2 separate regions of the Homo sapiens genome follow, and region 2 is linked to region 1. A link is an interaction called in ENCODE POLR2A ChIA-PET data of the cell type or tissue named here. Cell type or tissue: PC-9. All regions are shown on one strand. Each heading gives the region's core, and the rest is flanking DNA. Links, peaks and the distances in the headings are about the cores only.

The links. ChIA-PET counts read pairs that join two places held together with the same protein. Peaks named below come from ENCODE experiments on the same cell type or tissue, not always from the same donor. Only the 100,000 strongest peaks of a DNase experiment are listed, where the experiment ranks them.
Region 2: POLR2A ChIA-PET joins it to region 1 with 6 read pairs; 2 of 35 experiments call an interaction of 5 or more read pairs at or near these places.

What each region holds. Positions count from the first base shown.
Region 1 is chr2:31,205,065-31,210,440 of GRCh38, forward strand. It overlaps CAPN14 (calpain 14), which reads right to left. Exons shown (of 22, transcript NM_001145122.2): 2 at 159-435. The coding sequence starts at 383. Among named protein-coding and RNA genes, the nearest start is that of CAPN14, 9.8 kb to the right of the region's middle. In PC-9, for the core only: no CTCF peak of the experiment used is centred there; a DNase peak (open chromatin) is centred at 2,967; H3K27ac peaks cover 341 bases.
Region 2 is chr2:30,284,473-30,289,848 of GRCh38, forward strand. No RefSeq gene overlaps it. Among named protein-coding and RNA genes, the nearest start is that of LBH, 56 kb to the left of the region's middle. RefSeq lists enhancers at 3,641-3,690, 4,582-5,090. In PC-9, for the core only: no CTCF peak of the experiment used is centred there; no DNase peak of the experiment used is centred there.

The DNA.
Region 1 (5,376 bases), core at 146-5,145:
AACCTCCTACACATCTGGTGTTAGAAGAGTGTGTTGTGTTGAGTGGAGAGGAGAGAGTAGGAAAAAGCCTGTTTTTTTCTCCCATATATCTTAGGCGCAGTATCTGAAAGCCCTAAACCCTGGGGAAGGAGGGTCTGGGCTGACACATTTTGCCTCACCGGGGGCCTCTTCCACTGCAGGCGGGGTGGCAGCTTCTGCAGCAGGGAGCCACTGCCGATGGAGCTCAGGGTGGCCGGGAAGCTGGTGTCTTCAAAGAGGCAGCCATTCCTCAGGCACTCTGCCAGCAGGGCCTCAAAGTCCTGTTGGGGTTGCTGTGGAGACGCCCTCCTAGAGTACCTTGGCGCCAGCTTCCATCTGCATCGGAAAGGTGGCCACAGAGACATGGCAGGTGGTGGGTACAGTCCAGTGAGTCTTCCTGAGGAGTCTCTGCTGCTCCTGAAATGGAGAGAGGACGGTCAGTTTCCTCACTTCCTCCTTGTGCTTTGCCATTGCCACAGAGACGAGGGGAAGGATGGAGAGAATGGGAGCGGAGAAGTCAGCTGGTGAGAAAGAGACAGAAGCAGGTGGTTCGATTTTGTCCCAGAGAGTGTGGGTCCTTGAGCACTCACTCAAGTGCTTGAGGACCTGGTGGGAGATCAGGGATCTTGTGGCAAAAGCCTACAGAAGGGAAAGTTCTCTCAAGCCTCAGGGCTGAGTCCTGGGCCCCTGACTGCACCAATGTCACGGGGGTCCCTTCTGCTTAGTGGGGAGGCAGGAGAAGAGAAGCAGGAAGCTGGAGCTCAGTCCCCTGGGCCGGAGGGTCCTGTGCCTGCCAAGGTAGTGGGGAGTAGTGGCTGCCTGCTCAGGCCTCCACCAGGCCTGCCAACTCCTGCCTCCCAGCTACAGACACACAGCATTCCTCCTGCTTCAATGTCCTCCTTATTCTTCCCTGCAAAACCTCCTCCTACATTATCTTTATTTTTTTTATTTATTTATTTTTTTTTTTTGAGACAGAGTCTCATTCTGTTGCCCAGGCTGGAGTGCAGTGGCGCGATCTCGGCTCAATGCAACCCCTGGCTTCCAGGTTCAAGCAATTCTCCTGCCTCAGTCTCCCGAGTAGCTGGGATTAGCAAGGCCGCAGGGGGTGCTGGGGGCCAGCAGCTCCCACGTGGAGGCCTCCCAAGGATGTCTCTCCCATCCCAGGAGCCCCCAGCTGCGCTCCGGGTCAAGGGTAAAACCCCAGGCTCCAGCACAGGGTGCGTGGGTCTCTCACAGAAGGCCCCCACGGGCGGTCACAGGCTCTGGCAGGGCTGCAGGTTGGCGTGGGCGAGCCGGCAGTGCATCAGATACAGACGCCCGCCACCACACCCAGCTAATTTTTGTATTTTTAGCAGAGATGGGGTTTCGCCATGTTGGCCAGGCTGGTCTCGAACTCCTGACCTCAAGTGATCTACCCGCCTTGGCCTCCCAAAGTGTTGAGAGATTACAGGCGTGAGCCACCATGCCCAGCCTACATTCTCTTTACAAAGAAATCCTTCCTTGAAGACTTTCTTGCTAATGTAAAAGGGGGACAAAAAAATCACACACACACATATTGTGCCAAATACCAACAGTTGCCAGTACGTGCCCATTCTCCCCTTTTCCTTGTTACCAGAATCCATTTTGATAACCCAGCTACAAAACTTGATTTCCTGGAGCTTCTTGCAGGACAGGTTGGCTACACAATATAGTTTTTCATTTTACAGTTGCAAAACCACTAATCTTATTAGCCTCCCCATTTTTCAGGTGTTACAACTGAAACCTGTCCATTCATTCACCAAAAATTTTACTGGGAACTTATCATTTGTCAGGCTTGAGGTAGGCACTGCTCACCAAAGACAGTCCCTGCCCTCATGGCTCTTACAGTTTAGAGGGTGGGAGAGCGAGAAGGGTTAAATGATCTTCCTGGTGCTATACAGGGAGATTTTATAAGGGCTGTATCCAGAACCCAGAGCCCTGACTCCCATAACAATGTTCAGCTCTCAGTGCTACAAACTGCCTATTACACCCCGCACAGTGTTTGGGACAGAATGTACATGCCCTAAAAGTAACTCGCAAATGTGCTTATACTGAGTGTGACTTCTCCCTCATGGCTGTAGGAGTGACCTGGGGTCCTCTCCATTTGTCAAGGTCCTGCCCATCCCCCAAAGTCTAACTTGAGTCCTTTCCCCAGGAAGCCCTCCTTGAGTGCCTGGCATTCGCTGAGATCCCCTCATTCTGTCTATGGACCCATTGTCTGCCCCATTGGGCACCTACTGTCTTGGTGCTTCTCAAATTATCACTAGTGAAGGGCCTATGTTCTTTTATTTCCGATTTGTCATAGAAATTTAATGAAAATGAATAAATACAAACATAACATTTTAAAAGATACATAAAGTCAAGTCCCCCTTTAAGATTTTTTCAGGTCAGGTGCAAGGGCTCACATCTGTAATCCCAGCACTTTGGGAAGCCAAGGTGGGCAAATCACTTGAGCCCAGAAGTTCGATACCAGCTGGGGCAACATGGCAAAACTTCGTCTACATAAAAATACAAAAATTAGCTAGGCATGGTGATGTATGACTGTAATCTTAGCTACTTGGGAGGCTGAGACAGGAGGATCACTTGAGCCGGGAGGTAGAGTTTGCAGTGAACAGAGATGGCGGCACTGCACTCCAGCCTGGGAAGCAGAGCAAGACTCTGTCTCAAAAAAGAAGTTAGATTCAACAAAAATTAAATTAAATTTAAATTATTTGATCAATTGCTATAAAAGTTTCTAAACACTTGCTCTCAGTTTTGTAGGTAGCTCATCAAGCACTGCCAGTGACCAGTTGGTGGAGTGGCCCCACTGTGGTTCTGCTCTGAGTGATGTATGCACAGAAGCCTCTTCTGCCTAATGGCTTTTGAATCCTCTGCAGGATTAGCACTGCTGGAATGTTGTTTGTCTCACACCCTTACCTCTGAGAGCTGAGGGCAGTCGATTCCTGGCTATTCTTATTTGTCACGGGTGCCTGTGTACTTCCTGGGGGAAGACCCAGCCCTCTTCTAACCCAGGTCACAGAAACTCAAAAGCTGTTACTCAGGTCTTTTATTTTTTTGACTCCAAAAAAAAACTCCAAAAAAAAACTGGAGTTTTTTTCCCTAATGTGGATGAGTAGGCAAAGCTTCCCCCAGGCTTACCCCATTTTCTTCCCAGGAAGTTTCTTCTACCACCTGCACATTTATAAACAAACTTGAGGCCTCACAAAGGCAAGGTCTCCCTTTTTGCCCCTTCAAGCCTTTACAACAATCTTTATTGCTTGTCCTGTGAAAAATGATAGAGGGTCCCTTGGCTTCAGAACCTCCCTCAGGCTCATGCCCTCCTTACCAAGTGCTGGGTCATACCTGGATTCCTCTTCAAGCCTGCAAATACTACATCTTGTGACAAGCACAGTACATCATGGGCTCAGAAGACAAAACACCCATCACAGGTTCCTCTCACCCTCCAAAGTTTAGAATGAGGCCACATGTGTGCGTGCACACACATACACACACAATCTTATTTGTAAATAAGTATTCCTAAGTCACCTTAGGGAGAATATAGGCCCAGATGAAACCAGTTGGCGGTTCTTGCATGTTTCCTATATATTACAAACCATGGATGAAATTGGCTCATTTCCAGATTGGCACAGCTCTCTACAAAGGGCCAGATGGGTCTAGGTCACATTTGGAAATTCATTTTGACTATTGTAAGTGAGCAGCGTTGGAGCAGGTCCACAAAATAAGACTATGCAAATAGATAGGTGAAGGCTAATGGGGCTCGAGCTATTTAAGAATGTGCAGCCTAAAAGCATCCTCCATGGGCCTCAGAGTTCTTTCCTTGGCTCCCCATAAGCTGCCAGGTTGTTCTGCAGTGTTTTGCATGTCAGCATTACTATTATTTTTTATTAGAGACAGGGTCTCACTCTGTCACCCAAGCTGGAGTGCAAGGACACGATCACAGCTTACTACAGCCTTGAACTCCTGGGCTTAAGGGATCCTTCTGCCTCAACCTCTCATGTAGTTAGGACTACAGGCTCATGCCACCATGCGCAGCTAACTTTTTTTTTTTTTTTTTTCTGGAGAGATGAGGTCTTGCTGTGTTGCCCAGGCTAGTCTCTAACTCCTGGCGTCAGGCAGTCCTTCCACCTCAGCCACCCAAAGTGCTGGCATTACAGGCATGAACCACCGTGCCTGTCCAAAATTTATTTATACTCAGGAAGTAAACAGAGAGTCAGGCTTTGATCTTCACTTCTTCCATACTGGCTATTCTCCCCTTATCTATAGATGCTGGGTGCTAGGAAGGGCGTTATGATGGTGAGAGGTGTCAAATAACCTGGTGCTCAGATAACCTAAGTGCCTTGATCCAGAGGAGGAGGCCTTTGAACGCTAACTAGCTTGTGAACATCAGGAGCATCACCAGACAAGACACCTGGGGATACACCAGCCAGCAGCGCAAACTCCAAACCCCAATCCCTGTATACAGGCAGGGTTTCCTTGTCTCTCCTGATAACCCTCTGCCTATTTAATATGTTAGTGTTTACTAAAAGGTAAATGGGAACATTTTAAATGTGGGAGAAGGAACAGACTCTAGATACACCTTGTGTCAAAATTTACTCCTTCAGGTGGGTCTCAGTGATATTTCAGTAGCCAGTGTGAGCAGGATGACAGGAGCCAGCTGTGCACATCTCTTCTCAAGTCTGTATTCCATCATGCCATGTTAGTACCTTGTAATTGGCCATCATGGGAGTGTCCATACCATGGAATGGGTAAATGCTACAAATCAGAGCTACTTGGCCTTTTAAAAGAAAAAAAAAATTGAGAGCTAGTTGTTGAATATTACCAGCACAGCACTGGTCAACCTTAAGACAGCAGATTGCCTGGTCCTATGAGGTTGTCCAGCTGGAAGTTTCCGTGTTGTCCAGGAATACAGAGTCCATAGCCACAGGTGAGAATCTGTGAAGGCTTTACAAAGGGTGGTCTTACAACTCATTTGGAAAGAGAGGTTGATGTCAGTGAAAACATTGACTCTCACAAACTGGACAGAAATGAATACTGTATCTCTGCCATTGAAAGTTCAGTCAGGGCCAGGAGCGGTGGCTCACGCCTGTAATCCCAGCACTTTGGGAGGCTGAGGAGGGCGGATCACGAGGTCAAGAGATCAAGACCATCCTGGCTAACATGGTGAAACCCCGTCTGTACTAAAAATGCAAAAAAAAAAATTAGCCGGGCGTGGTGGCAGGTGCCTGTAGTCCCAGCTACTCGGGAGGCTGAGGCAGGAGAATGGTGTGAACCCGGGAGGCGGAGCTTGCAGTGAGCCGAGATTGCGCCACTGCACTCCAGCCTGGGCGACAGAGCGTGTCT
Region 2 (5,376 bases), core at 156-5,155, 920 kb before region 1:
TCCTAGCAACCGGTCCTTCCCTGACACGAAAACAAAACCAGACCTTCACCAGGATGCCTTGTCTACTCCACCTTCTCCATCATTTGCCCCCACAGGACTGGCTCGCAGTGGGTGTTGTGGACTGCCGTGCCCCACTGTGCAGCAGTTCTGAGAAGGAGACTCTGCCTCCATTACAAGAAATGATGTGGGAGGGACACTGCTGGCGTCTTTCTCTGCCCCTTCCCTCCAAACTGCCTGCCTTCCTATGACTCCTCATTGTAGGAGGAGAGGCTTTTCTGATTAGTGTGACCATAGCATCTTTTCCTATCCTTTTAATTTTAACCTATTTGTGTCCTCATATTTCAATTTGGTTTTTTTGTTTCTTTGTTTGTTTTTTGAGACATAGTCTCGCTCTGCCACCCAGACTGGAGTGCAGTGGCACAATCTCAGCTTGCTGCAACCTCCGCCTCCTGGGTTCAAGCGATTCTCCTGCCTTAACCTCTAGAGTAGCTGAGATTACAGGCGCCCAGAACCATGATCGGCTAATTTTTGTATTTTTGGTAGAAATGGGGTTTCACCATGTTGGCCGGGCTGGTCCCAAACTCCTGACCTCATGTGATCCATCCACCTTGGCCTTCCCAAGTGCTGGGATTACAGGCATGAGCCTCTGTGCCTGGCCTCAATTTGTTTTTTGACGGACAGAATATAGAGCTTGCCTTTTTAAAAAAACTCCAATCTGACAATCTCTGCCTTTTAAATGGGATATTTACACCATTTGAAGGTAATGTGATTATCGATATGATTATTATTAAACTTACTATCTTGCGCTTTGTTTGCCATTTGTCTCATCTGTTTTTGTTACCTGTTTTTTTCATCTTCATCCTCTTTTGAGGTAAATTATTTTTTATAATTCTATTTTATCTCTTTTATTGGCTTATTAGTTATATCTGTTTGTCTTGTGTTTGGGATGTTTGCTTTAGCGTATATAGTATACATCTTCAGTTTATCACAATTCATCTTCAAAATATAGGATGGCAATTCATTTACAACACAAGAACCTTACAGTATACTTGCATTTACACCCTCCCTTCCTGGCCTTTGTGTTATTCTTGCTAGCCATTTTACTTGTGCATATAAACCTCACAATACATTGTTATTATTTTTGTTTTTAATGATCAATTGCCTTTTAAAGACATGTTAAAAATAAATTTGTTTTTAATATTTACCACATATTTATTATTTACAGTCTTTTCATTCTTTTATGTAGAACAAAACTTCTATTTGATTTCATTTTCTTTCTGTCCAAAGATTCTCCTTTAACTTTCTTTAGGATTAGTGACCAATTCTTTTAACTTTTGTATGTCTAAAATAATTAGTTCACCTTTTTTTGCAAGATATTTTGCTGTATATAGAGTTCTAGGTTCACGGTGTTGTCTTTCAGTTCATTAAAGAAGTTGGTCAACTGTCTTTTGGATTGCATTGTTTCCAACAATAAGTCTGCTGTTATTTTCTTTGTTCTTCATGCCCGTGTCCTGGCTGTTTTTAAGGTTTTCCTCCTTATCTCTGTTCTTAAGCAATTTGATTATGTACACTGGTGTTGTTTTCTTCATGTTTCTTGTGCTTAGGGCCCATCGAGCTTCCTAAATATTTTTATCAAATTAGAAAAAAGCATTCAGCTATTATTTCTTTTTTTTTTTTTTTTGAGAAAGAGTCTCGCTCTGTCTCCCAGGCTGGAGTACAGTGGCACTATCTCAGCTCACTGCAAGCTCTGCGTCTCGGGTTCACAACATTCCCCTGCCTCAGCCTCCCAGGTAGCTGGGACCACAGGCACCCACCATCACGCCCGGCTAATTTTTTGTATTTTTAGTAGAGACGGGGTTTTACTGTGTTAGCCAGGATGGTCTCGATCTCCTGACCTCGTGATCCGCCCACCTCAGCCTCCTAAAGTGCTGGGATTACAGGCATGATCCACTGCGCCCGGCCTTATTATTTCTTCCTTCTATCTCTCTATTCTTTTTGTGGGGACTGCAAAAAGAATTATTATATGTTATTGTATATAAGCTATATGTTATATTATCTTGCTTGAAGTTGTTCTGCAGCTCACTGATGCTGTTTACTGTTTTTCTTCAGTCTGCAGTGTCCAATTCATTCTTATTCCCATCTAGTGTGTTTTTCCATCTCAGACATTAGAGGTTCTTGTTTGTTTGTTTTAATCTCTACAAGTTTGATTTAGGTCTTCTCCTTTAAATATCTACCACCATCTCTTTAATATGCTCATGCATTCCTCTGTCTTCTCCATAAATATATGGAGTATATTTACCTCATTTAAAATACTGTTCTTGTCTATTCACCTGTGTCATTTCTGTATCTATTTCTATTGATTGATTTTTCTCCTCTTTATATTGTTTTCCTAGTTCTTTGACGCCTGATAATTTTTTATTGGATGCCAGATTAGTGCTGAATGCTAGGTTTCTTCTTTAAATGCTTTTGAGTTTTATTCTGGGACTCAATTAAGCTACTTGGAAACAACTTGATTTTTCAAGACTTGCCTTCAAGCTTTTTACCTGGGTCAAAGCAACTTTTAATCTAGGGCCAATTTTTCCCATTACTGGTCCAGGCAGCGAGGTGCCATCAATGATTTTTAAGCAAGACAGAGACATGATAGAATTTGCATTTAAGAAAACCACTCTGGCAGCATGAAGAAGATAGAGGGAAGAGATGGGAAGGACAGAGAGAGACCTAAGGCAGAGCTCACTGTTTATTCAGCCCAGGTAGTGAAGAAGGCAGGAGCTCAGGCTGCAGCCACTGTGGGGGTCTGAAATATCAGGATTGGAATCAATGGTGCTTGATGTGGGTAAAGTAAAATGGAGAAGGGTGAGTCTGAAATAAGCTGAGGTTTCCTCATTTCTGGGGGTTTCAGAGGAAATGAGATCCCACAGGAAGCCATTAACAGGGTTGCCAGGAGTTTCTAATCCCCCTTTTGTGAGTCTCTCTTTCATTACCAGGGGGCTGATGGCAGGAAGAAGAAAAGTCAGGACCACATAACCTAGCACTGCCCCTTTGGGTATCTGTGGGCCTTTTTCTCTGCTAGCTCAAAAGAATGTCAGTGTCCAAGACCCTGAGTATTGGTGATTTCTCCTGCTTATGACATCACAGACTACCTTCTGTTCAAGGAAAAAATTTCTCTCTGTAAGTGTACCATCTGGTGTCTGGTAGAGCTTGGCAAATTAGAGTCTTTTATAGCACTGTGTTTTTATAATGTGACATGAGGCCTCAAAATTACATTAATATCTCCAGTGCTGCAATTATATTAGTCCAGGGTCAAGTCCGTCTCTCTAATGAAACAGTGTTGATGAAGAATTTCATTCATAAAATGTTGAAATGGCCTCCCCAGCTCTCACTGAGCTAGCCAGAGAAATTTCCTCTAGGCCCATAGAGACTATGTTTAGTCTCAATCTGTGACCCATCTTCCATCTCCATTTTCAGAAGAAAGTGTTCCTTCATAAGCTAGGTATCATTTCCCCTTTTCTTTGATGCACCAACATGTTTTCTAGCAGGAGATCCAAGAACGTTCATCAAGTGTACGTTGAAACCATGAAACCTTTAGGTTTAAAGTGCACTTTGTCCACACCAGGGTAAAGAAAGAGTTAAGTTTAAAAAAAAAAAAAAAACCAAAAAGGAAAGTTTGACAAGTGAGACTCATTCACTTCCTCTCTCTCTAGCTCTCCTGGTTGTGAATTTGACCAAGAGTAAACTTAAGTGTCTTCAATTAACCCTTCCAAGTAAAAGAGTGCCTCCCCTGCTTCCAAGGGCCCAGGAAAGCCGTGAACTTGGGTTACTTGCAGGGGCTGTTGTTTCCCTTGGAATAAAAAATGTTTGAGGCTCAAACCTGACAGCCGAAGAAAAAGGGAATTATGAACATAATATCACAGTTTATACACTTAGCAAGTTTTGAGAGTGTTCTCTCATTTCCTCTATTTTCTGTGTGTCTTTCACACATGCATGCACACTGAAATAAGCCAGCCTAAATATATTGGCAAAGTCACACTCAGGGTGTGTTGTAGTTCTTAATTGAAGCCATTAGAAAACAAAAAACCAAAACATTCACTGACGACAACAGAGCTCCTCCTCAGGATTAAACTCTCCTCTGTTTTAAAAGGAAAAAAATCTGAAGCAAAGGGTTAAATTATTTGCACAATTAATGTCCTACAAATCATCTGAAAAAAATGCGAGCCCTAAGTCTGCCTTCCAAAGCTGGGAAAATGCTAACTATGGTCTCTGTCTCCAAACAGGCAGCTTTTAAATGATCCTAAATACCAAAACATGCCCAGGCTCTATTTCTTCAGTGCTGAAGCTGAAATTTACAACATAACCAACCTCAAAACATTTGGTTTCCAGCAGTGCCTGGATATGTCCAAGCCTGATTTTGCACAAGTCTAGGGTAAAAGAACAGAGGAATCCAGGAGAAGCAATAAATTGGGTGGACTAGGGAGGGGGTAAGAGAGGTAATTGGTGAGGATAGAAGAGGCATGAAGTCTAACAAAATTCAAATGGTAGCCTAAAAAAAAGTCTCCTAAAGGGTTAGAAAGAGACACTATAGTATTAAAAGTTATTTTTCAGAAAAAGAATAAAATTATGATTCACATACAAATATAAAAATGTACACGTTGAAGAATTTATTTACTCCTGATACCAAGAAACCAGGCAATAGTTCAAAGGAAAAGTCAAAAACACACAAATTCTTACTGAGTGAAGGAATGTAGAGATGAATTGCAAATGGAGATTAAATTGCTTTTTTTCCCAAAAGGGGAGGAAGTCAATTAAATCACTATCAGACAAGACATAATTTACATATCTATCGGTTACTTCCAATTTACAGAGCCTTGCAAAATAGCTCAAAGACAATGCATAGTAGAATCTGATAGCCCTGACAGCTTTGCTGTAGACAATGCATAGGTTTACACTGAAACACCATTTTTCTTTTTTTTGAGTCAGAGTCTCGCTCTGTCGCCCAGGCTGGAGTGCGGTGGCACCATCTCAGCTCACTGCAACTCTGCCTCCCGGGTTCAGGCGATTCTCCTGCCTCAGCCTCCCAAGTAGCTGGGACTACAGGTGTGCACCACCACACCCAGCTAAGTACGCCCAGCTAATGTTTGTACTTTTAGTAGAGACGGGATTCACCATGTTGGCCAGGCTGATCTCGAACTCCTGACCTCAAGTGATCCACCTGCCTCGGCCTCCCAAAGTGCTGGGATTACAGGCATGAGCCACGGCGCCCAGCCACACAAAATTTTTTCTACAGCATTTGTAAAATGTTAAGGGGAAGTTCTTGGGCGGGGTGGGGTGCATGAGCCCTCCCATAGAGGACAATGTCATGGAGAGGTTAAAACCCTTGAA